Linked DNA regions of Homo sapiens: region 1 is linked to region 2. The links are chromatin loops, found by intact Hi-C in ENCODE. Cell type or tissue: GM12878. All regions are shown on one strand. Links, peaks and the distances in the headings refer to the core of each region. The heading gives the core; the rest is flanking DNA. Region 1 overlaps FHIT (fragile histidine triad diadenosine triphosphatase). Region 2 overlaps FHIT (fragile histidine triad diadenosine triphosphatase).

Region 1 (5,381 bases), core at 151-5,150, 61 kb after region 2:
TGAGTGATGACTAAATGAGGCCCCTGCAAAGGCAGAATGGCCCAGGATTGTAATTAAGACACTTTCTTACCTTCGCATGGTAAGATTTGACTTGTTATAGTGCTATTTCTAGTCCTAAACTCACTATACGTCTATGCTATCATTTCTAAATTATATTCCATTCAACACTAGTATTTGGAGAAACACAGTTAATTTTCTGTGAGAAAAAAAAGAGTTCAGTTTTTTGGATTTGCTTAGGAGACACTTCTTTGTACAGGCTCCATCTGGCAATTCTCAGAACACATTATTCTATTATCTAAAAATGGCTGAGTAGTCCTGGAGTATAGAAGCCTGATTAATTTTAAGTCACCTTTCCCTGAACCAATACAGTCATCCCTTGGTATCTATGGGAAATTGGTTCCAGGACCTCCCTCAGATGCCAAAATGCACGGATGTTCAGGTCGCTGATATAAAATGTCATAGTATTTGCATATAACCTATGCACATCTTCACATATCGTTCAAATCATTTCTAGATTATGTATAATACCTAATACAATATAAATGCTACGTAAATAGTTATACTTTATTGTTTAGGGAATAATGACAAGGAAAGAAAAGCCTGCACTTGTTCAGTACAAACACAATTCCCCCCACCCCCCAAATATTTCCAATCCTCCATTGATTGAACCCATGGATATGGAGGGCCAACTGTAAACATTTTCATTAGATCTTTTATAAAAATGTCCCATGGAATCCTATTTGAGAAATTCAGGATTACACAAGTAAACAAAAGTTGAGAGAACTGGTTTTCTCTATCAAATTGGGCAAAGGTCTTCTCTGCCCTTGTCATTATGTGGATACGTTTTTCTATGAGGAGCACTATAGCACAGTGGTGAAGGGAATGGGTTTGGACTTGGACTGCTTGGGTTGGAATACTGCCTCCAGCATCCATTACCTATAGGACTCTGGGCAAGTTACAAAACCTCTCTGCACTGTTTTCTGCAATGTAAAATGGTGGTGGTGTGGGGGGGTGGTGTGGGAATAATAGTAATATCTGCCCCAGAAGGTTGTGGACAGATGAAGTCAGACAGCCTTTGTAAAGAGCCTAGAACAGTGCCTAGTACCCTGTAAGCCTGGGGCAAATGTTAGCTGCAGTCATTGCCACCATCACCATCATCTTGCCATCATCTCCCATCCTCTCTCTCAGAATCAGATTCCAGAAGTCATTTTGTCTCCATTTTCCTCACTGCTCTCCACAGTCATTCACTCTCGCTGTCCCACTCCTGCTTTTGAAAAGCCTCCACCCCTCTAGCCTTCATAACTAGCACAGGCCTTCCTCGCTCCAGGCTGAAATATTACAGCTTTCCCCTAGCTAGGTTCCCTGACCCCAGTCCCACTCTCTACCCAAACAACCTGCCCTCAATGCCCAGACAAACCTGCCTGAAACCCTGCTGTGTTCTTGGCCCCATTCTGCTACAATGTTTCTGCCTTCATTGTCTAGATGGCAGAGTTCAAGGTTACCTTGGGTTGCAACCCTCTCACAAACTAATTCAAACCTGTTTTCCAAACCACATTTATTCCCTCACCCCCAGCTACTGTTCCTGCTGTTCTTCCCACTTGGAATGTCGTTCCTAGCCTCTGCATAGACTCAAATTCCAAGTAGATTCCAGAACCCATCTCAGCTTGTGTCTTCTTCCCAAGGCCTTCCTGATCCCTCCATCTCTTACTCTGGCATGGGACACTAGCATCTGCTCTACTGTGGAGTGGCAGGTTTAGAGGGCTTAGGTTTAGAGACCTGGGCTCATATGCCAGCTCCAAAATGAGCAAGCGGTGAGAGTTTTGATCCAGTTGTGTAACCCCTCTGTGTCTCAGGTTCCTTATCTGAGACTGGAGATTGATAATGCTCTCTCTCCAAAGGGATAGCATGAAACTCAAGCAAAAGTACTTGTACACATTCAGATTTTTTTCCAGTCTTCCTGTGTGTTTTTTGAGGAGCCCTAGATTTGGCAAAGGTGCCTTTGAAGGCGGAAGTAGGAAACTGAAGCGGGCTAGGTTGTCAGACCTCCAGCCCCTGCCTCTACACTTCAACCAGAGCTGCGCTACCTTGATCAATTATATTTATATATTTGGGATCTGGGTGACCTTTACTTAGGAAAAAAAAGAGATCTATTCCACAAAAGAAAGAATAAGAAAACCATCTCATCTCCCAGCTGGGCGCGGTAGCTCATGTCCCCAATCCCAGCATTTTGGGAGGCCGAGGCAGGTGGATCACTTGAGGTCAGGAATTTGAGACCAGCCTGGCCAACATGGTGAAACCCCATCTCTACTAAAAATGCAAAAAAATAGCAGGGCGTGGTGGTACATGCCTGTAATCCCACCTACTCAGGAGGCTGAGACAGGAAAATCGCTTGAACCCGGGATGCAGAGGTTGCAGTGAGCTGAGATCATGCCATTGCACTCCAACATGGGCAACAGAGCGAGACTTCATTTTCAAAAAAAAAAAAACAAAAAGAAAAGAAAAAAGAAAACCACCTCTTATCATTAGTACCATACAGGCTTTCCATAATTATTTCACTATTTCACAACAGTACAGCTGGTCTCCCCAGATACATTGTAACCTCCTTGGGAGAAAGGACTGAGTCATCTTTAAGTATGTATTTTCCCTAGTTAAATATGTTGTACCCGGTAAGTACTTAAATACTTGTTGATGAAGCAGCTCTGCCTTACTGCCCACCGGTTCCTCCAGAGATCACACTTTTATAAGGTTAAGCCCATCAAGAAGTTCCTTTTCCACTTCCCTGAGCAGGCAGCCATGGCTTCTTTATCTCCTTTCACTCTCTTCTGGGAAGATCTACTTCAATCCCAGTGCCATTATCTCTCTCTACCAAACACTGCTCAGAGAATAGCCTCTGAGACCTGTTTCCTTACCAGGATTCAGAGGATCACAGATACTAGAGATGAAGGAGAAAAAAAATAAATCTATCAGGGCATCATGTCCTCTCCTTGTGCAAAACGGTTAAGTCCTGAACATTTTCTAAATATTTGTCAGGCCTGGTATTAAAGGCTTGAAGTGACAAGGTCCCTCAAGGGAGAAGTTGGCATTAAACCTCACTCTTAAAGATGACTTCTTTTACTGACTTTTCAGTTTCATGTTTCACCACTGAATCTCACTTCTCACTTTTAGTTAAATCCCTTCTAAGTAGCCAGGCTACAGTGAGTGGGGGCTACAGAAAAGCCACAGGAGGAGTCAGAAGAGGGTAGAGCTGTCACTCTGTGGGCTATGTTTCCCTCTGACTACAGGTAATCAAAAAGGATGGGCAAGGTGAAATCTTGACATCTCACTTGAACAGAAGTACTCCCCCATTCTTGCAGATTCCCCATCATTCCCATTCAGAGAGCCAAAATGCAACTGTGTAATTATAAGATAATGTCTTATTTTTGTGGCCCCACTGAGGTTACCAACTCAGACACCTATAGGGGCCCTTTGATAAGGATGGCAAACCCACTTCCTTCAGCATATTGCCAGCTCACAGGAAGGTGCATCATGTCACCAGATTATCCCCCTTTAAAAAAAAAAAAAAAAGAAAGAAACCATCTATCAAAATTTCAATGAGGAATCTCTTCATTTTTGAATGTTGGCAATGAATTCAAATTATCTTTAACCCATTGTAAAGGCACAGCTGACACCAGTCCCTTCTGTAGGAGATTTCTTCTCCTTCTGAAATCCATCGCCAATTCATAAGCAAGCACGCAGGAATGGACAATGCTGTATGTTTATTACATTTATAATTTTGTGTGTAGAAGCCTTGCCTCAATCCTCAAAATGCAGACACCTATGCTGCAGTCTTTTGCGTGGTTACATCACTCAACGTCCCCAGTACATATGTTCAGAAAAATGGTCAGGTCCTCAGGGAATAGTTAAAACTGTGCAGGACTAGACTACTTAGGTTTATATCCCTGCCTCAGTGCTTGACAGCTCTGGGACCTTGGGCACCTCAGTTTTCTCATCTATATAATGGTGATGATAATAACAGCCCTGGGCTCATAGGGTTGTTGTGAGGTTTAAATGACATAGCAGGGTGTACATCATTTAGCAAATACACTAGGAGCTTAATAAATGTCATTTGGAAGCTGCTTCACATTTCCACATTCTATTAAAACACCCAGGAACCAATGGTGCCCTCACTTCATCTCTAGATTTTGCTAAAGAGTTGGTTTAATTTTCGCCATGTCTTCGGGTTTCATTTTTACCTCTGAAGGTCAAGTTGGCTTGCTACATTCTTGGCAGAGTCCATAGCCCCTTTGATGGTAGAAAATGATATAAATGAAAAGGTCAGATGATCTTGCCTGGGTTACCTGTCATTCTGGAAGATCACAGCTGTATGCTAAACTAGATCTAGGTATGTGTGTGGGGTGGGGCTGAAGTCTACACCCATATTGTGGTAGGCACAGATATGTACCACCCAGGTTGCCCTTCAAGGAGGGACTTGGCCTCCCAACTGTAAGGTGGATAGTGATTAGCAAGCACTGTTCAGCCATTAGCTACTTGAGAATGGGCCTCAGCTCCAGTGAGCTGCTTCCCTAAAGACCATACATTTCTTGGGCAGCTTTCATTTCCTACAGAGTGAGGCAGGTGTGACAAGATGCTGCTGTTTCCATTCATCACGGAACAATCCAGATAGGCAATAATGAACCCAGGGCTCCCCACTGGCTTGGGTGAAGCTTTGGAGGGCCTACCTCAAAGTCCAGCTTCTACCTTGCCCACTCCTGTTTCTGCCCCTTCCTTTCACAGGTGTTGATGCCTAATAAACATCTTGTACTCCAGAGTCCATCTCAGCACTGCAGCCCAAGAACCCAACCCATGACACACGGGTGTACTGATGCACACACACACTCCTGAAACCCAGACAATCCTTTAAAACTATCTTTTTAATAAACAGAAACCAGCCAAGTTTGATTATAAAGAAAACCAATCGTGCATTGAGACCTATGGGATTAGCAGGGTCAGGGGTATCTATAGAGTTGGGAAGGATTACCACTGATATTTTCTTCCAATTTCTTTTATTGTGGTAGAATACACATAATCTAAAATTTACTATCTTGGCTATTTTTAGGTGTACAGTCCAGTGACAATAAGTACATTTACATTGTGGGCTACAATTGCCACCAACCATGTGCAGAACTCTTTTTCGTCTTGTAAAACTGAAATTCTATACCCATTAAATAACAACTCCCCATTCTCCCTCCCCCCAGCTTCTGGCAACTACCATTCTACTTTCTGTCCATGAGGGTTGACAAATCTAGATAACTCATGTAAGTGGAATCATACAGTATTTGTCTTTTAGTGACTGGCTTATTGCACTTAGCACAATGTCCTCCAGATTCATCCATATCATAGCA
Region 2 (5,381 bases), core at 326-5,325:
CCACTGCAATGCTGGAGTGACCTCTCTGCACAGAAATCTGCTTAACATTCCTTACCCGCCTGTAGTGACCAGGCCACAGGCTCCGGCAGATGCAGAAGGTCTGAAAATCTAGTTGTAAGTAATTTTCCTCTAGGTGCCTACCTCAGTGAATTGGTTCTCCTGTGCATTTTATACATCAGTGGTCGCACCACTCAAACACACAATCCATTCCCGAGTTTAACAGCTCAGGCACCTTCCTTTTTGATTTTATAAATGAATGCAAATCATCTCCCACTCATATTATAAACCAATTAAAATTCTCCTCACACTTTTAAAAAAACTTGTTACCTGGCTCAAAGATCCTTAGCTCTTTTCTTAGAAACTGGCCCTTATGTGGCCTGTATGTGAGGATGAGGGTGTTTGAAATTAGCAGGAAATCTTAGAATGGTTTCCCCTTTGTCACAGCCAGAAGTTTCAGATTGTGGTCATCAGATGAACGCTTTAAATGAGAAAAAGACTGATTAGCATAATTCTTAAAGGTCTGAACTCTACACTCACAGATGGCCTCTGAGAGGATGGATGGTACAGAAAGGAGATTAGGATAAATCTAATTAGTTTGGGGGTGTTCTCATTTCTCAAGTGGTGAGCGATGGAGAAGAAGTGATGGATGGACAGATGGAGATAATGAAGCCCCATTAAAGCCTTTTTTGATTCTCATTCTCCATGATGGAGCACATTATCCCATTAATGTTTCTGTGAGCTAACACAGCCAAAGTTTGGCGCTGTCACCTCGAAAATGAATTCGAATTGCCTGCCCAGCTCCTTACATGTGTCCACAGGAGTTAAATGAGCCTGAAAACTGTATTCCTGCTGAGAAGCCCATCCTGGCAGCATGGGCTGGAAGCCCTCCCCTTTGGGAATGGGCCTTCCTCCTGGCTGGTTTCTAACAGCACTCAGGCCAGAGTCCCATAGCTTTTCTGCTCCGGGGTTCTACAACTAGAATTTCCTCTGAAATGGGCTGTGGCTTGCACGTATTTCCAGGGTACTGAGACAGACCGCTGCTGTTCTCTTCAGTGGAGGTGACAGCTACAAGTGCTCACCATCACACTCTGATTAGGGACCTGAGGGCAGGGTCCAAAAACAAAAAGTGGCAAGACAGGCCCATGACTCAGTCACAGAGATGTGACATAAATAATAATACAGGACATTGCACAGGCTATGTGCAAAGTAAGGGCCTGACTGGCTCCACTAGCTCAGAGAACAGTGAGACAGTGATGGGCCATCCAGGAAACAGCAGGGAAAGGGGAGAGACTCCTCGGGGTTTGAAAAAAGAACCATGTGCCCCCTGATGACAGCAGCCTCCTAAATGGACCCCTTGCTTCTACTCTTGACTCCCTACAGTCCAGCATCATTTAAGAACATAAACCAGATCAAATGATTCTCCCCTTCAATAATAATCAGAGCTGACATTTATTGAGCACTTACTTATGTGTGCTCAGCGCTGATCCAAGCACATTGCATATATTATTTCATTTCACAACAGCCCTTTGTGGTATTAATATCATCCTTTTATTACAGATGAGGAAATTAAGGCACAAACAGGTGACCTGGCCCAGTAAGTAGCAGAATTTATTGACAAGCTCAGGTTTCTTGACTTCAGAACTCCGATTCTTAACCTATAACTCCTGTTCCATGTTCATTCCATGCCCTCCCACCACACATGGAATAAAATCTAAACTCCTCTCTGACCTCATTTTGTTCCAGTGTCTCCCATGCTCACTGTGCTCTCGTCACATTCTTCAAGAACTCCAAGCACGGTCCATGTCTAGGCCCTGTGCACTTGTAGTTGCCTTTGTCTGCTTAGAAAGGATTTCCCTTCTCCCATATCCACCTTCGAAATGTCAGGGTGGCCCACGCTTGATTCTCAGCTCTCTTACTTTATTCTACTGCTCTTCCCAACCAGGTGGTCTCATTCAAGGCCATGGCTTTAAATACTATCTCCTATGACTCCCACATTTATGTTTCTAGCCTGGAACGTTTAATGAGTTCCAACCATGCGTGTTTAATGGCTCATCTAATCTTTCCTCTCGCATGTGTAGTGGGCACCTATATTTATCACCCAAAGATAAAAAAAAAACCCCTGACTTGTAACTCTCCTACCCTACTTCAGTCTGTAAAGTAAATAGCACTATCATCCAGCTGGTTACTCGAGCCAAAAACCAGCAATTCTTCTTAGCTTCTGAGCCTTTGCACCCAATCCATGAACAAATTCTACCTGCTTCCAAGGCACATCCCAAAGGGCCTATTTCTCTCCACCTCCACTATATCATCTCTGATATAAACCACTGTGATAATTTTGCTTGCACTTTTACCTCTCTTTAATCCAGCCAGGGAGTGACCCTTTTAAAAGTTAAATCAGATCATGTCATTCCCTTGCCTAATACCTTCTAACTCTAATGTCATGCTAGGCCCTGAAGACCTCTAGGCCACCGTCTGCCTCTTTAACCACAACTCCTCTGCCTGCTCACCAATGCTCCGGGCACACTGGCCTCCCTTCTGTTTCCTGAACATGCCATGCTCATCCTGGATGTATGGCTTTTGCAATCACTATTCACTCTGCTTAGAAAACTCTCTACCCCAGGTTTCCCCGGGCTTACAGCTTCTCATTTAGTTATCAGTTGAAATGTTACCTCCTTGGTGAGGCCTTTTCTAACCCCTCTAACCAAATTCATATGCATAAATACTTTCTTTATCATACCAAGTTTCATTTCCTTCTCACTCTCTGAGATGTCTGTGTGTTTAATTGGTTTTTTCTGTCTCTCCTACTAGAGTAATCTCTTTGGCGGTCTGGGTCTGATCTGGTTTGTTCACCCCTCTATCCCCCAGTGCCTGGAACTTTATCAGGGATCAATAAGTATCTACTGAATGAAGAGCACCATTTATTTAGAAGCTCACAAAATGCTAATGGAGGAGGTAAGATTGAAGACAGATGATAAAGCTGGGACTTCAATCCTATAGTCAGTGGGAGGGGAATGGATAAAGAGTAAAAGTGACGCAAACTTGTAGGGAGTGGGAGGAAGTCTAAAATCTTCCATTTGTTGAATGACCATAACCCAGGAGGCCCTGGTAATACACAGGTGAACAAAACCAAAATGGCCCCTGGCCTCATAGAGCTTGTATTGTAGCATGTAGTTTAAACTTTTTTCCCCATTTTAGGATGGAGCAGGGGTAAGCAAATGTTTTACTGTAAAGGGCCAGAGAGTAACTATTTCTGGCTCTTCAGGCCATATGGTCTCTGCCACAAATACTCTGCCACTGTAGTGAAAAAGGAGCCACAGATCATACACAGACTTGGCTGTGTTCCGATAAAACTTTATTTACAAAGACAAGCAGCAGGTCCAACTTGGCATGTGGGCCACAACTGGACAACCCCTGGGACAGAGACTTCTGTCCCTTCTAAAGAACTGGGGAGTACTTTAGGCTTGTCATGTAGAGAAACAGGCTTTGAATCATAAGAACCTTAAGGGTCTTGTGGAGAAAAACATAGATTTATTATTTACCTTAAGTTTTCTAAAGCGCTTAGAAAACAGTGAGTGGACCTGGAGCTGCTGACCTGGGGTTCCTGCTAGTCTTTTGTTTTACTCCTTCCCATGAATCAACTAGCTTTTGTAAGAAACCTCACAGTTACATGGATTTGAATATACTTAACCTGACAAAGACTAACTCAAAGTGGCTAATGCCTATACCAGATGGTGGACCTGCCCTTATTCCACTGTTAGAAAGGAAGAGAATGGGCACTACTGATTACTTGTACTGATTTAAGTTTAAGCTAATAGCTTGGCATTACCCTGACTTCAGCCAGGGAAGAAAATCACATCCAAGTTTGCAGACTCCATGAAACATTGGCCATATATTTGTTGGCTCATTAGCTTGGACATAAAGACTTTCTAGAAAGAGATGCCATCATTAGGTGCCACTCAGACTCTAGGGGTGCTTTTGGAAACCACTGTGATCAGAAACGTATATATTGTTAAGGGAAGAGAGAGAGTTGTTCTGGACAGGTACCGAGAGGCAGGTTCCAGGAAGCTGAAGCCAACAGAATCAAACCTTAACGTACATAAGCCATTCCTGGGCTTTGTCCATGGGTTGCCTTTGTGGTGGTTGTCTGCCTGGTTTCCAGGGAGCCTTCAATTAGAATTCTGAGCTGAGATGATTTATCCTGTGTGCTACATTAGCTCCATTTGCCATTAACATAAATAAGGCTTTAGTTACATGAGGCAGGCATAAAGGGTATGTATGCCTTCCATTCATGAAAACATCATTTTTTCAAAACACCAGTTTCTTCTTATAAGCTAAGTTACACTACCCAAATATGTAGTAATCAGTAATACAGAACAATAAAAGGCCTTGATACACTGATCCGGGCATACGAGGTTATCAGGAAATCCTCAAGTCAGTGTCTCTCCCCATGGGACCAATCCTGTACCTCTTTTTCCTTCACCTCCATTTTGACTTGAAATGCAGTAGACAACAGAGCCAGTTCAGTGCCTTGCCATGCTCCCAGCACTTAGCACTGTTCGATAAATACATGAGGGATAAACAAATTGTAAGGAAACTCCCATCCCATGAGAGGAGAAGGATTCTAAAGTGCATGACCACACGGACACACAGGTAACATCCATCTCTTTGGGAAAAGGAGTAAAATGGACTTTCCTGAAACAACTGCTAGGCAGAAGGTGGGTGAAAGCCACAAGCATAGCCTGCCTCATAGTAGTTCCACGAAAGTCCATTTTACCCCTCTTCCCATAGAAATGGACACTATCTATGGGTCCCTGTGTGTGGCTGTCTCCTGCCATGTCGCTGGATTTTCTCAGGATCCCTGACAAGTAGGGATTTTTGGTCAATCTTTCATAGACACTCTTATCTCCTCAAATGGAGACACCATCACTGGCATTGAAATGCTAAGGTGAGAACTCACCAAGACACACTGTAGGTAAAGTTCCAGCTCAGCTTAGGGTTTGATATGTAACGGGCCCAATAAATGATAGTGATTGGTATTAGGATTGCTTTGTTCTTGTTACAGATGAAGAAGTAGAATGTCAGTGGATTACAGTGAACAGTCCAAGCTACAAAATGTGTTGCAACTGGAATTTGCATTCCATGTGTCTGGTTCCTTCTCTATGTACAGGAATGAATCAGGAGAGCACACTGGCTCTACCTTCTTCCACTCTGACTTCTCAGCTTTAATCCCTGGAGTTCCAGGGTGGTATGGACTGAATGTGTGTGCCCCCACCACTTCCCCAAAATTCATTAACACCACAATCCAGTTAAGATATTTGTTAGTAGGGCCTTCGCAGAGGTGATTAGGGTTAGATGAGGTCATGAAGGTGGAGCCCCAGGAT

What was found. A loop is a pair of places that touch in the nucleus more often than their neighbours do. Peaks named below come from ENCODE experiments on the same cell type or tissue, not always from the same donor. Only the 100,000 strongest peaks of a DNase experiment are listed, where the experiment ranks them.
Region 1: it touches region 2 in a loop (2.1-fold over the local background); 5 of 110 quality-filtered maps call a loop at or near these places.

Annotation. Positions count from the first base shown.
Region 1 is chr3:59,836,846-59,842,226 of GRCh38, forward strand. The region is part of intron 8 of FHIT (fragile histidine triad diadenosine triphosphatase); the gene reads right to left. Among named protein-coding and RNA genes, the nearest start is that of CFAP20DC-DT, 750 kb to the left of the region's middle. In GM12878, for the core only: no CTCF peak of the experiment used is centred there; a DNase peak (open chromatin) is centred at 3,156.
Region 2 is chr3:59,775,272-59,780,652 of GRCh38, forward strand. All of the region lies in intron 8 of FHIT (fragile histidine triad diadenosine triphosphatase), which reads right to left. The region is part of intron 6 of CFAP20DC-DT (CFAP20DC divergent transcript); the gene reads left to right. Among named protein-coding and RNA genes, the nearest start is that of CFAP20DC-DT, 690 kb to the left of the region's middle. In GM12878, for the core only: no CTCF peak of the experiment used is centred there; no DNase peak of the experiment used is centred there.